2 separate regions of the Mus musculus genome follow, and region 2 is linked to region 1. A link is a contact called in ENCODE Hi-C or POLR2A ChIA-PET data. All regions are on one chromosome and are shown on one strand. The core of a region is the stretch at or near the end of the contact, and the rest is flanking DNA. Distances in the headings are between cores, read along the strand shown.

Evidence for each region. A loop is a pair of places that touch in the nucleus more often than their neighbours do. ChIA-PET counts read pairs that join two places held with the same protein, here RNA polymerase II (POLR2A).
Region 2: a map of left cerebral cortex shows a loop between it and region 1 (3-fold over the local background). The contact joins the promoter of Carlr here to the enhancer-like site in region 1. A Hi-C loop is called at or near these places in 2 of 37 maps with a recorded cell type or tissue (both left cerebral cortex). POLR2A ChIA-PET finds 5 or more read pairs at or near these places in 1 of 5 experiments (Patski).

Annotation. Positions count from the first base shown.
Region 1 is chr2:18,764,893-18,770,903 of GRCm38, forward strand. No RefSeq gene overlaps it. Among named protein-coding and RNA genes, the nearest start is that of Gm3363, 7.0 kb to the left of the region's middle. Within about 2 kb of position 2,253, at least 2 of the 3 ENCODE cell types and tissues checked have a DNase peak (open chromatin) inside an H3K27ac peak, as active enhancers do.
Region 2 is chr2:18,799,460-18,805,455 of GRCm38, forward strand. Carlr (cardiac and apoptosis-related long non-coding RNA) reads right to left here and starts at 2,359. Exons shown (of 1, transcript NR_131254.1): 1 at 1-2,359.

The DNA.
Region 1 (6,011 bases), core at 1,003-3,502:
ACATTCATGTGTTTGCAGATTATGTAACAGGTTTTAAGTGGCCAAGAGAGGGAGGATTTTGTGGTTAGAAAAGTGGAAATGTTCTATTTAACATCTGACCCTACTGAGTCCCATCTCGAATTACTGTTGATCAAATTACAGATGATTGGCAAGCCAGGTGGGAGGCAGAATGTGTCTGATGAATCTTCAATAAACATGTTGCCACAAACCTGTGCAATTATTATTAAAATCATGAACCTAATGCTCTTATATTTAAAATAGTGTCAAGAAAAATTGTTTTGCAAAGCACTGTGAGCTAGAGGTTGCGGTAAAAGGCTCATAATTTATCTTCTCCTAGTGATTTTAGAACAAGCAAAACAGCTTTGTGAAGATGCACTAAAACATATAATTAGAGATCCAGATTAACAGTTTTATAAGCATAATTGAAAGTATTTTTGTTTTACACAAACATGCATCTCAACTTTTCATACTTCCAAATGTTGAAAGCATGTAAGAGCCTATGATCTAGGAATTAGCTTGTATGAGGAAACACCAATTGAAACCAAATAAATAGAAGCCCAAACTTTTATCTCTCTCCCAAGCCCAAATATTTGGCAATGATTCTCAACCGATTGCCTTCTAAACTAGCACTTTAATGAGACAGTAATCCAGAGCCAAAACAGAGAGAGAAAAAAAAAAGTTTGTCATGGTTGTGAAATCTTTAGGAAAGTATACGTAACACCCAAACACTGCCAAAGAAAAGCTAACCTTGAGGGCAATTTTAAGTGTTAAGATTTGATGAGAAGATGGAATCCCAGGGCATCAAGAGCAAGGAGAAACAGAAAGGAAAACAGATACAAAGTAGCACGTTAGTGAACACTTGTGAGAAAGTACTGCTGACTGTTCCTAAACAGAAAGGAAAACAAATACAAAGTAGCACGTTAGTGAACACTTATGAGAAAGTACAGCTGACTGTTCCTAAACAGAAAGGAAAACAGATACAAAGTAGCACGTTAGTGAACACGTATGAGAAAGTGTAGCTGACTGTTCGTTCTGCAGCTTTCAGGCAAAGCTCAAGCCTTGGGAGTGTCCGTGGTAGAGACTGATATGCCGGGTAGTGTTTGTTTTCTGCCTCTGTGAAGGTTTGTCTCATACTGTTCTAACTCACCTTGCGCTGGGACCTTGGGCAGATAGAGGCAGAACATTCCACCATCAGGGCCCCTATAAGGAAGCAGGGTTGAATCTTTACCCTCATTTGTTGGGGGTTATCTGTCAGGGAGGGAACAGGAGTGGAACCCTCCGCAGAAAGGCCAGCCCTGGACACCACGAAGCAGAGGTGGTGGTGAGGTTGGTGGGGCTAAGTAAATCTGGAGAAGTACATCAATTGCTCTGGGTGTTCTTTAGGCAACAACATTGCCATATTGTTCTTTAGGATATTTTCTTTCTATTGTTGGAGTGAATCTACTCTTAGAGGACTTAGTTCTGAGAAGGATGCTTTTAAGGCTCATGTAAATTTCCTAAGCAGTAAATATTTTTTTCCTATCAGCTTGTCTCTCAGTCACCTACCCCCTAGCAGCAGCTTCTCCCCCAAAACAGACACCCTACTTCGGCCAACTTTTGAGGACATTATTTTACTTACAGTTTGAGCAGAATAAACTTTATATACCTTTAGATTACACTTCTGTGAATTGTGGCAACTGTGATGTAATCACCACTGCTTTTGAGCTATAAAGTTATTGTCCAGCCTGCAGTGTACTACTTTCGTTTTCTGGCCAGGCAAAGGCTTTGTTTACAGCTTTTAAACATGGACTCTAGTTGGTCGTGATCTTTTCTGCGATTTTCCTCATGTTATGTTTTCAGATCCTTGTGAGTTGTTACCTGTATTAACACTGAGTTAATGCTAGGTTCCTTCTTGAGGGTGTGATGTGCTTTTAGACAGTGTTACCTGCATTATCCTCATTACTCCTCACCATCCTGACCAGAACAGCACTCCACTGACCAGAACAGACACTGGTAAAACCTGCTCCCTGGAAGTGGGCGCAATCACCCTCGGATGCAATCCAGGCCCAGAACGTCCCCGAAGCTGGAGCTGGGCGGCCGCTGGGCCACTGGAGTGCGCAGATGACGGATCCTCAGGCTCACAGAAGGTAGAATCCTGGCCAGAAAATAACCCGAACTCGGTCTAAGGCAGCGGTTCCGGGAGCAGCATGCTTATAAGAGCAAGGACAAACCGCACTACACCCGGCGTTTCCCTCCGCGCGCGGACGGCTCTACTTCCCGGCTGGGCGCTTGGCTCGGGGATCGTGGGGCTCGTAAGCTCTCCGTGGGCGCCTTTCCCGATGTCGTCGCTGGGCTTCCCGGGAGCAGGGGTGGCCGCGCTGCCGCCGCGCGCTGCACAGAGCTGACCTTGTTCTGCGCGGTGTCTGCTTGAATGGCGTCGGGAGTTGGGGTCGGGACGCGTGGGCCCAAGGCGCCCCGGCCTGCCATCCCCTCGGGCCCCGCAGCGGACTTTCGTTTTGTGCTGAGCGCCAGGGCATTGTTCCCCTACTCATGGACTCACCGGGTGGCTTTGTCTGTCGGCCTTCCTGGGGCGGAAGGAGGGCAAAGGCTGGGGCGTGGATTTGGATTGTGCACCACCTTCTCCTTTAGCTTTGAGCCACTGGCCGTTGTCCCCTTTAGGGTTTTGATCTTTGGGTTTTATTGTTTTCTTGTGCTCAAAATTGCGTACAGAAGCTAGTTTTCTGGCTCTTTGCACCATCATCTTGTGTTAGGAGAAAGGAAAGAAAGGAAGGAAGGAGGGAAGGAAGGAAGGGAAGGAAAGGAGGGAGGGAGGGAAGGAAGAAAGAAAGAAAAGAAAAGAAAAGAAAAGAAAAGAAAAGAAAAGGAGGAAAAGAAAGGAAAGGAAAGGAAAGGAAAAAGAAGAGAGGAGAGGAGGGGAGAGGAGGAGAGGGGAGGGGAGGGGAGAGGAGGGGAGGGGAGGGGAGGGGAGGGGAGAGGAGGAGAGGGGATGGGGAGAAGGAGAGGAGAGGAGGAGAGGGGAGGGGGAGAGGAGAGGAGAGGAGGAGAAGAGGAGAGGAGAGGAGAGGAGAGGAGAGGAGAGGAGAGGAGAGGAGAGGAGAGGAGAGGAGAGGAGAGGAGAGGAGAGGAGAAGAGAAGAGAAGAGAAGAGAAGAGAAGAGAAGAGAAGAGAAGAGAAGAGAAGAGAAGAGAAGAGAAGAGAAGAGAAGAGAAGAGAAGAGAAAAAAGAATATGAGGCCTCCTCGGGATGGTGTGCAACCCTTGGCAGAAGCAATGTGACCTCGGGGCCTAGGGGAGGGAATTGACCTGTGTTAGAATTAGGGTTAGGGGTCCTATGATTTAAGACTATCCAAAGCAAACGTGGGAAGAAACTGAAGTCTAAGAAGTCATCATCTATTTGTTCATACAACCTGTCAGGAATGAGAAAACAAATAAGTAATAGCAAATAAATAATACCAGCAAGGCGGAATGTGAGCTCAAGGCTGGCTTTAGAACTACTTTTCGCCAATTACCTCCCACAGTCATGACATTTTAAACCTTTTGCATACAGTTTATGTATTTGCTTATTGGTTTCTCTCCTTCCTGTAAACCTACTAAAAAAAAAAAAAACAAAACAACAACAACAACAACAAAAAAACACAGGAGTTCACTTTTTTTCCCTGGAGCCTAGTATGTTATTTGGCAATATATACAGCATTGCAGATATTTACTGAATCAGCAAGTTAAAAAAAAAAAAGCATTACTTAAAGGTCCTGTGAGTTGAGGATAAACATACCACAGGACACAAGGAAAATGGTTCTTAACTCGCTTTTACTTTTTGACTCAAGAACTCATAAGGAAGAAAAAGATCTCTTTCCTCTCTTCTTCTTCTCAGTCTAGGGACTCTGATGTGAACTCACCTAACGTGCACAAGGAAAATGGAAGCCCACACTGTTCTTCACTGATGTGCAGTTACAGAGTTCCCTCCAGTCTGTGGCACTGCCAGGAGTGTTCATGGCCAGCCACTGTGAGTCTTTGAAGAGTACCTAGACAACATTATACACTCTTAAAGACACACCTGGAGGGTTGGAAACTGGGCGAACCTCCCTAGTTTAGAGAAAAATGATATGAAGTACTTAAGTGGGATCCCCTCCCCCCATCTCAGACAAGCCAGCTACCCACAAGGAATTCTCCTGTATCAATTTGTATTTCTTTGGAAGTTTTGGTTAGGCAAAGTCTGCAGCTTGGCTGGACAGGCTTGTAATTCCTATCAGACCATCTCTCCATAAGAAGTAAATTTAAGATTTCATGTATTAATGTTACGATCATTCCAGTAATTATGGCACCCTAATATGGAACACTAGAGACATCTTTTGAGGTCACGCTTTCAAGTGTATCTAACCAGTGAACTATGTAACCAGTGAACATCCAGTAGTGTCAGGGACTGTCACTGGTGCCACAGGTACAGCAGGGAGCAAACAAAGGTCTCCCTGCTCTCCAACAGCATTGCATTATCACTGTGCTTTTTCTCTATTTTAATCATTAATTTGCCATCTGCCTTCTTGACTAGCTGGGCCTCTTCACTAGGTTTTTTTTCCCCTTTCCTATTTCCTGTCTCTCAATTCATTCAGAATATAAATTTATGAAATAAAATGTGATGGAGGGATGGCTCATCAGTTAAGAGTAATGACTGCTCTTCCAGAGGTCCTGGGTTCAATTCTCAGCAACCACATGGTGGCTCACAACCATCTGTAATGGGATCTGATGCTCTCTTCTGGTGTGTCTTAAGACAATGACAATGTACTCATAATAAATAAATAAATCTTTTTAAAAAAGAATGTATAACATCATGAGAAAATGTTTAATAAAATAGTGGTAGGAGAAAAAATTGTGATGAAATAAAACAAAGAAAATAGCCATTTAAGAAGCTAACTTTTAGCAAAAGGATTATTGTTTTCAAGTTTTCTTTTTTATAAAGTCTGAATATTCTTTCAGTTGGCTGTGGCGTGAATGGAAATAATTACTATCTAGTCAACTTCTATCCTTCTGTAAGAATGTTTTTTTTTTTCACCTAAACTTTGATCACAGCCAACTTTAAAATACACCACAAACATAATGTGGAAAATAGCAACATTGAGCATGTAAAACAGATGCCCTCAAGATTGATTTTCTTCCTTCCCTCCCTCATTCTCCCTTCCTCTTTCTTTCTCTCTCCTCTCCCTCTCTAGGTCTCTGTCTCTTGACAGAATCTCACAGGACAGCTCAGCCAGGACTCAAATTCGCAGCAACCTTCTTCTGCCTTAGTCTCCAGGTGCTGCGATCACAGGCATAAACCGCTATCACAGACTTCTAGGAAAAATTTTAGAAAGTAGTAAATAATACTAGCTTAGAGGTCTGGGTTGTGTGAGGAGATTCTAGTGTATAGCTCAGCCTGGGAAGGAACGGTCAGTCTCAATTTATTTTCGTTGCACTGTCCTTGATTTTCTGCCACTTGTTTGCTCTAAGTTTTCTCCCTTTACTCTGAAGTACTTGCTGCCCTCAATGTTCTCTGAAGACCATAGATTAAGTGCAAGTCTCCTCCTCCCCCATTGCCTGTTTACAGGAATTTTATTTCAGATTTGCTGAGACATTTTTTTCTGCGCGATCTCTGTTTCCCTCCTCATTGTCTTTGGGCTAAAGGGAGGATGTCAGGTGGTCTCTTCCCAACCTTCCTTTCGCAATTTCCCAAACAGTGAGGTCAGAGATGGATTATTGACCATGCTGGTGAGTCTCAGTGTTGGCTGGCATAGGAGAATCACTTGGGAGGCCTTTAAAAAAATACTGGTTCCTAGGCTGCCCTGGACCAGTTAATTTCAAATCAGTGGAATTAGAGTCCTGGTGCTGTTCTTGTTATAAATATCTAGAATACTACACGGAACGCCACTTCGGGAAGCCGTGCCATGGGTAGCTCAGATGCACGTTTATTACAAGAGTTCTCAAGCTTAGTTCCCCGTCTCTACCGTACATGGGCTGGGATTATAGGTGCGTGTCGTTAGT
Region 2 (5,996 bases), core at 1,109-3,608, 35 kb after region 1:
GCTTAAAATCCACCATCCGTGAACTGCACGTTTTTTATAGAGAGAAAATTCACTTGTGCCTACCAAAACATTTCCTTTTCTGGTGTGTGTATACAGATGTGTAAAAATAACTCACTTATGCCATCGACATCTCTTTGTTAAGCAAGCCTTTATGCTATAACCCACAATCATCATACTTAAATCCCGTTGATCTTTCCCTTGACACACAGGGACACACAGGAATCCTTCCTTGTCCTTCGCTGGTCTCAATGCTAATCAGCCCTTGCAGCTGCTTGGATGAGCTGGGCACATCTCTCCAAGAATGTCTGGTGTCTCCACATCTGGCCTGGGTAGAGATGCGTCTTCCTTGGGAGAATCTTTTGCAGTACGCAGCTCCATCGGAACCACGCCTCGCGACAAGGACAAATCGCCACCCCCTTTCTTCTTCAATTAACAGTTTTGGGACAGAGGTTGTGGGCCAGGATTAGAGCCAACGTAGATCGAGATGAAGACCAGGAAAAGCAGGAGTAGGAAGAGGCTGGCCGCTACAGCGGTCACCGCAAACAGCTCCATCCTCAGATTATTTAGCACGGGTGACCAAGAATCCTGGACTGCAGTGAAGCAAAGGTTGCCATGGGAACCGCAGTGGCGCCCCCCGCGGAACCCCGCGTTTATTACGGAGAATCGATCTGCACCAGACACCGAGGCTGCTACTGCGGAGGCCGCTGGAGGCTAGCAAGGGGAGGCGAGGGGGGTGGAGAGCAAAGGCTCAGGGCATCCGCCCCTCCTCCACCCACCTCCATCCATCCGGGCTCAAGAGCAGCAGAAATTACGTTTAGTGCAAATTGCTGAAGCTCCCTACTTCATCCTCAGTGGTGGGTGGCACGGTGTCTCGCAGGCAGCAGACCGCGGGGAAGGTCGGAGTACGGGTGAAGCCCCTCCGCCTGCCACCGCAGCGGTACGGGAATCAAAGGCCTGACCCGCAGCGGCCCTCCGGGATCCTGCGGGGGGCCGTGCGGGGCGGGCAGGATCTGCCTCCCGGAATCCCACAAACCGTACATGAGCAAGTTCGAGGCCAGTGTGTGGGCTTGCAGGGCCATCCCTCAGCCAGGACAGCACTTAATCACCGTGTCCCCTGCGGCGTGACGTTAAGGCTGGGAGGAAAAGAAAATTCTCCCGGAATCTTCGTTACAAAATCGTTTCCTTTACTAGCCCTCAATCCTGGGAGTCAGGGACACTTAAAGGCACGGTTGGGGTCCTGAAGGAAGAGATGGGATCCGGACTGGAGATAGCCATCTCTCTTCGCAGCCCCTGAGACAGAGTCATTCGACCACCTTCTCTCCCGACTGACTTTCCTGCTCCGGTAATTAAGGGAGAAGCGCAGAGACAGATTCACCCCATTTCGCCCTTTCTCATTCCCAGTCATTGCGAAGCCCCTGGCCTGAAAGGCTCGGGTTCCTCTCCTGCGTGGCAAAGGCCCTCTCACTCCGAGAGCTATAAATATTAATAAGCTGCACGGCTCCGGGCTTAATTATCTTCTCTTAATTGTAGCTTAACCAAAAATCCAGCCTCCTGCTACTCGGGCCTCTCTAAATCGGGATTATTTAGTTTCCGTGTCTGGAGGCCCCTTCGGCTCAAAGTCTTCTGTGTTGTGCCGCCAAACCTGGAAACCATATGCTGCGTCTCTGCGCGGTTTAAAATCATCCTTAGAGCAATGACGCCTCTCCTTACACTGGATGCCTAGGTTCGGGGCAGTCTTCTGCTCCCTTTCCCTGAACCTGGTACTCCCTACTACCAAAGGATTCTGCCTCCATCTCTTTTCCCTAAGTCCCCAGTAGCCTATAGGGGTTTGTCAGATAAGGGTGGCCCTTGTGGGGCACGGAATTCGCCCAGCAAATGACGACATCTGACTCAAGGGAAGGGTCTCTTCATCCCCTCACCGGGAAAGCAGCCCACACCGCTCCACTGTGGCAGGCAGGCTCCCTTGGGATTACTTGATCGGGCTGCACTGGGACACCACCCTTGTCCCTACCTGCGCAGCCCGCTCCTTGCCAGGGCTCTTCCTGGTGCATCTAGAATTCGGTGTCAAGAAAGCTCCAAGCCTGGAGCTGAGGGCTCTGAGCTTTCTTCCCTGGGTCGCAGGTGGGAGGAGAGAGAGGTCGTGGTAGCTTGCAGTTCACTGTCCTTCCCGCGCTCGAGATCCACGATGCTGAAGCTTAAGCTTAGGTCCAAGGTCTTTGATTAACAAGCTGGACATCCAGTCCTGCACTGGTGGGCAATGCCCAGATCTTCTCTAGTTCAGTCCCCTGGCTATAGAGTGCGCCTGGCTTCTGCAGCGCAGTCTATGGTCCCTCTAGCACCTTAGCTCTGCGGTTTTTCCTCTACAGACTGGGGGGCGGGGGGAGCTTAGGAGGACCCTAATCACCAGCACCAGCGCCCAGCCTTGCTAATTCAGGGGAGGTCAGCAAACCACAGGGAACAGTATTCCTGATGTGTTTTAGGTCTGCTTTGTCCTGGTGCAGATTGATTTCTAAGGCACTGTCAAAGTCTATGAGAAGCAGCTGTAATTCAGTTGATTTTAGCTCCTGGGTACCCACAAACAGCTGCCTAAGGCGGATAGATTGTGTCTGTGCTCATGCGATCAGGATCATTTACAAATGTAACTGCTAAAGGGGCACAATAGCATGCATATTCATGTAATCCTAGCACTCTGGGTGAGACAGGAGGACTGCAAATTAGAGGACAGTCTGGGCTATGTAGACGCTGCTTCAAAAAAATGAAGCAAAATATTAAATATAATTGTATATTTACATGATAACCATTTGAGTTGCATCAAAAGAAATGTTCAAAACACTAAGAATTTAGGTAATATTCTCCAGTAGATAAATTAACACTGAATATATTTTAGTTAAAAATGCAGATCTGTCACAGAAGTCCAATTATAGGAAACTTTCACAATCTGAAAGATTAGTGGTCAAAGTGGCAGTCACTGGAGTTTCCCAAAGCCCAACCATCTACTGAAATCACCAGAAAGGAATCCACTTCAGATACTTCAGGACTCACTACAGTAGGTAGGTAGTTTCTGGTGGGGTTTTAGAGGCAAGATCAGTTTTACTTTTTGGCAAAACTAACATTTCCTATATAATTCACATAGATCAGTGGTTCTCAACCTCCCCTTTAATCCAGTTTCTCACAATGTGGTGACCCCAGCCGTAAAATTATTTTCGTTGCTACTTCATAACTGTAATTCTGCTACTGGTATTAATCATAATGTAAACATTTATGGAGATAGAGGTTTGCCCAAAGGGTTGAGAACCACTGACATAGCCTCTAGACCAGCAGCAAATATTTGGCCCAGGCCCAGAGCTGGGAAACCTGTCTTGGGTGGTTAGAAGAACTGCAGCAGACCAGCTTTGGCTTTGTCACTTCCTAGCTGTGCTACCACCCAACCTGAGGCCCCCAGAATGGGAAAGAGGCTAAATGATGAGCAGGAGCCTGACTGAGCATAGAGCAAGACAGATGTGGGTGGAGCAAGACAGATGTGGGTGGAGCAAGACAGATGTGGGCGGAGCAAGACAGATGTGGGGGCAGTTGATGGGCATTTGGGCAGGCAGGCAGGTTTAAAAAAATTACTATCCCGCACTTTGCCACTTTTCAGATGCTCAGTACCAATGTCAAGTGACCCAGAGCAACAGTATGAGAATGCGCCTCAGCGTCCTCTGAAGGGGTTCTGGGCTCCGAATCAGGACAGAGCCTTTCTGGAGGGACTCTTGCTCCCCATCTGCCTTTTCTGCTGCAGTGAGTGAAGGCGGGAATAATGAGAACAGGCAGCCACAAAAGCCTCTTGTTCTCCAGCTGGAAACCTAGTGGGAGTTTTCTAGGCTTTTCTTGATCGGTCTTTTATTTCAACCAAGAATAGTTGCACACGGCTGAGAGAAAAGAATTTCTCCATTAATGATAGTCTTGAGCTATCTCTCACACATACACCTTTTCTCTCTCTCGTACTCACCCACATCCATACTTACACATCTGCCTGTCCCCTTGGCATTTTGTATTGCATAGTTTAACTTGATAAAAATCAAAGTCATGTACCAACTTGTACTTGTCTCTGAGAAACCCTACCCACAACTCATCTTCCCTGGCAGTAAAAGGCTCTGAAAGCTGTCTTTTGAATTCTGAGATCCCAGACTTACCCCAAGTTGATGCAATACTAGAACAGGGCCCAGAAAGCTGCTATGTCTGTCATGGGCTGGGTGAGCCTGGCTGGGCTTGGCTTTGTGGCACCATGGAGAACTAGACCGAACAAGAACTCTTGCTGCCTTATCCAGCCTTTGCACTACCTCCATTGTTGTAGGACTTCAGGTGGAACCAACTTCTGCATCTTGCAAATGCTGCTTTTAACTCAGACAGATGAAGCAGAGGCCACAGGAAGCGAGGGGTTGCTTTCAGAGGTAGGGGGAGTGTGGGCTCTGGTCACACTGTAAAGCAAAGGACTGACTGGAGATCACTGTCAGTTTCAGGACTGAAGGCTTTACAGTGCATCTTTCCAAGATGAATCTCTGACTGACCGTAGGCCCGGGCAATGGACCTGGCTCCACTGTGAAGCTTCAGTGTGCTCTATGTATATATTCACTTGTCTTGGATTTGTCACAATGCCTGCATTTATATAGCACAGATAGCCAGATACACCCTCCATCCACACTCTGACCAACACCCATCTACACCTCACACCTGGTGGAGGCTTAAGACGACAAGCCTGGGAACTGAGAGAATTAATATAGTCTCTCTTGATTAGGTTTTCCTATATGCTGCTTATAGTGTCCCAGGTCCTCAGCCTGCTGTCATGAAAAATAGTGGGATGAGGGAGGAGACTGTAGAAGGAAGTGGGTATAAGCAATTGGAAATTTGAGCATTTTTGCAAAGTACTTCCATATACATGACAGCAAGTCATGAGCTTCTGTTCACCAAAGTGAGCCGACTTGGCAATGGCAAGAGTCAGGCAACCCTTACTACACACACTCTGCTGAGAGCTTACTGCACACACTCTGCTGAGCGCCTCACACATAGCCACTCAGTTTAACCCTATGGAGCTTTTTATGGACAGTCTTTAAAAATATACGTTTAGGTTTATTTTTAATTTTAATCATTTGCGTGTGCATGTGAGTTTATTGTGCGTGTGACTACAGGTAAGCTGGAAGTCAGAGGTCAAATCTCCCGGAGCTGGAGTTATAGGCTACATAACTCGATATGGATACAGGGAACCAAACAGGAGCCCTCTGCAAGTGGAGTGTCTGTTCTTAACCGGTGAGTCATCCTTTCAGTCCTGATACTCTCTGCTTTAAAGGGGGGGGGGGGACTGAGACTGGGAGATATTCTTTAATATTGGTAAGTCAGGATTTGACGGGTTTTCTCACGTGTGAACTAGCACAGGCTGTCACTTGTGAACTAGCACAGGCTGTCACTTGTGAACTAGCACAGGCTGTCACTTGTGAACTAGCACAGGCTGTCACGTGTGAACTAGCACAGGCTGTCACTTGTGAACTAGCACAGGCTGTCACGTGTGAACTAGCACAGGCTGTCACGTGTGAACTAGCACAGGCTGTCACTTGTGAACTAGCACAGGCCGTCACTTGTGAACTAGCACAGGCTGTCACGTGTGAACTAGCACAGGCTGTCACTTGTGAACTAGCACAGGCTGTCACTTGTGAACTAGCACAGGCTGTCACTTGTGAACTAGCACAGGCCGTCACGTGTGAACTAGCACAGGCCGTCACTTGTGAACTAGCACAGGCTGTCACTTGTGAACTAGCACAGGCCGTCACTTGTGAACTAGCACAGGCTGTCACGTGTGAACTAGCACAGGCTGTCACTTGTGAACTAGCACAGGCTGTCACTTGTGAACTAGCACAGGCTGTCACTTGTGAACTAGCACAGGCTGTCACTTGTGAACTAGCACAGGCTGTCACTTGTGAACTAGCACAGGCTGTCACTTGTGAACTAGCACAGGCTGTCACTTG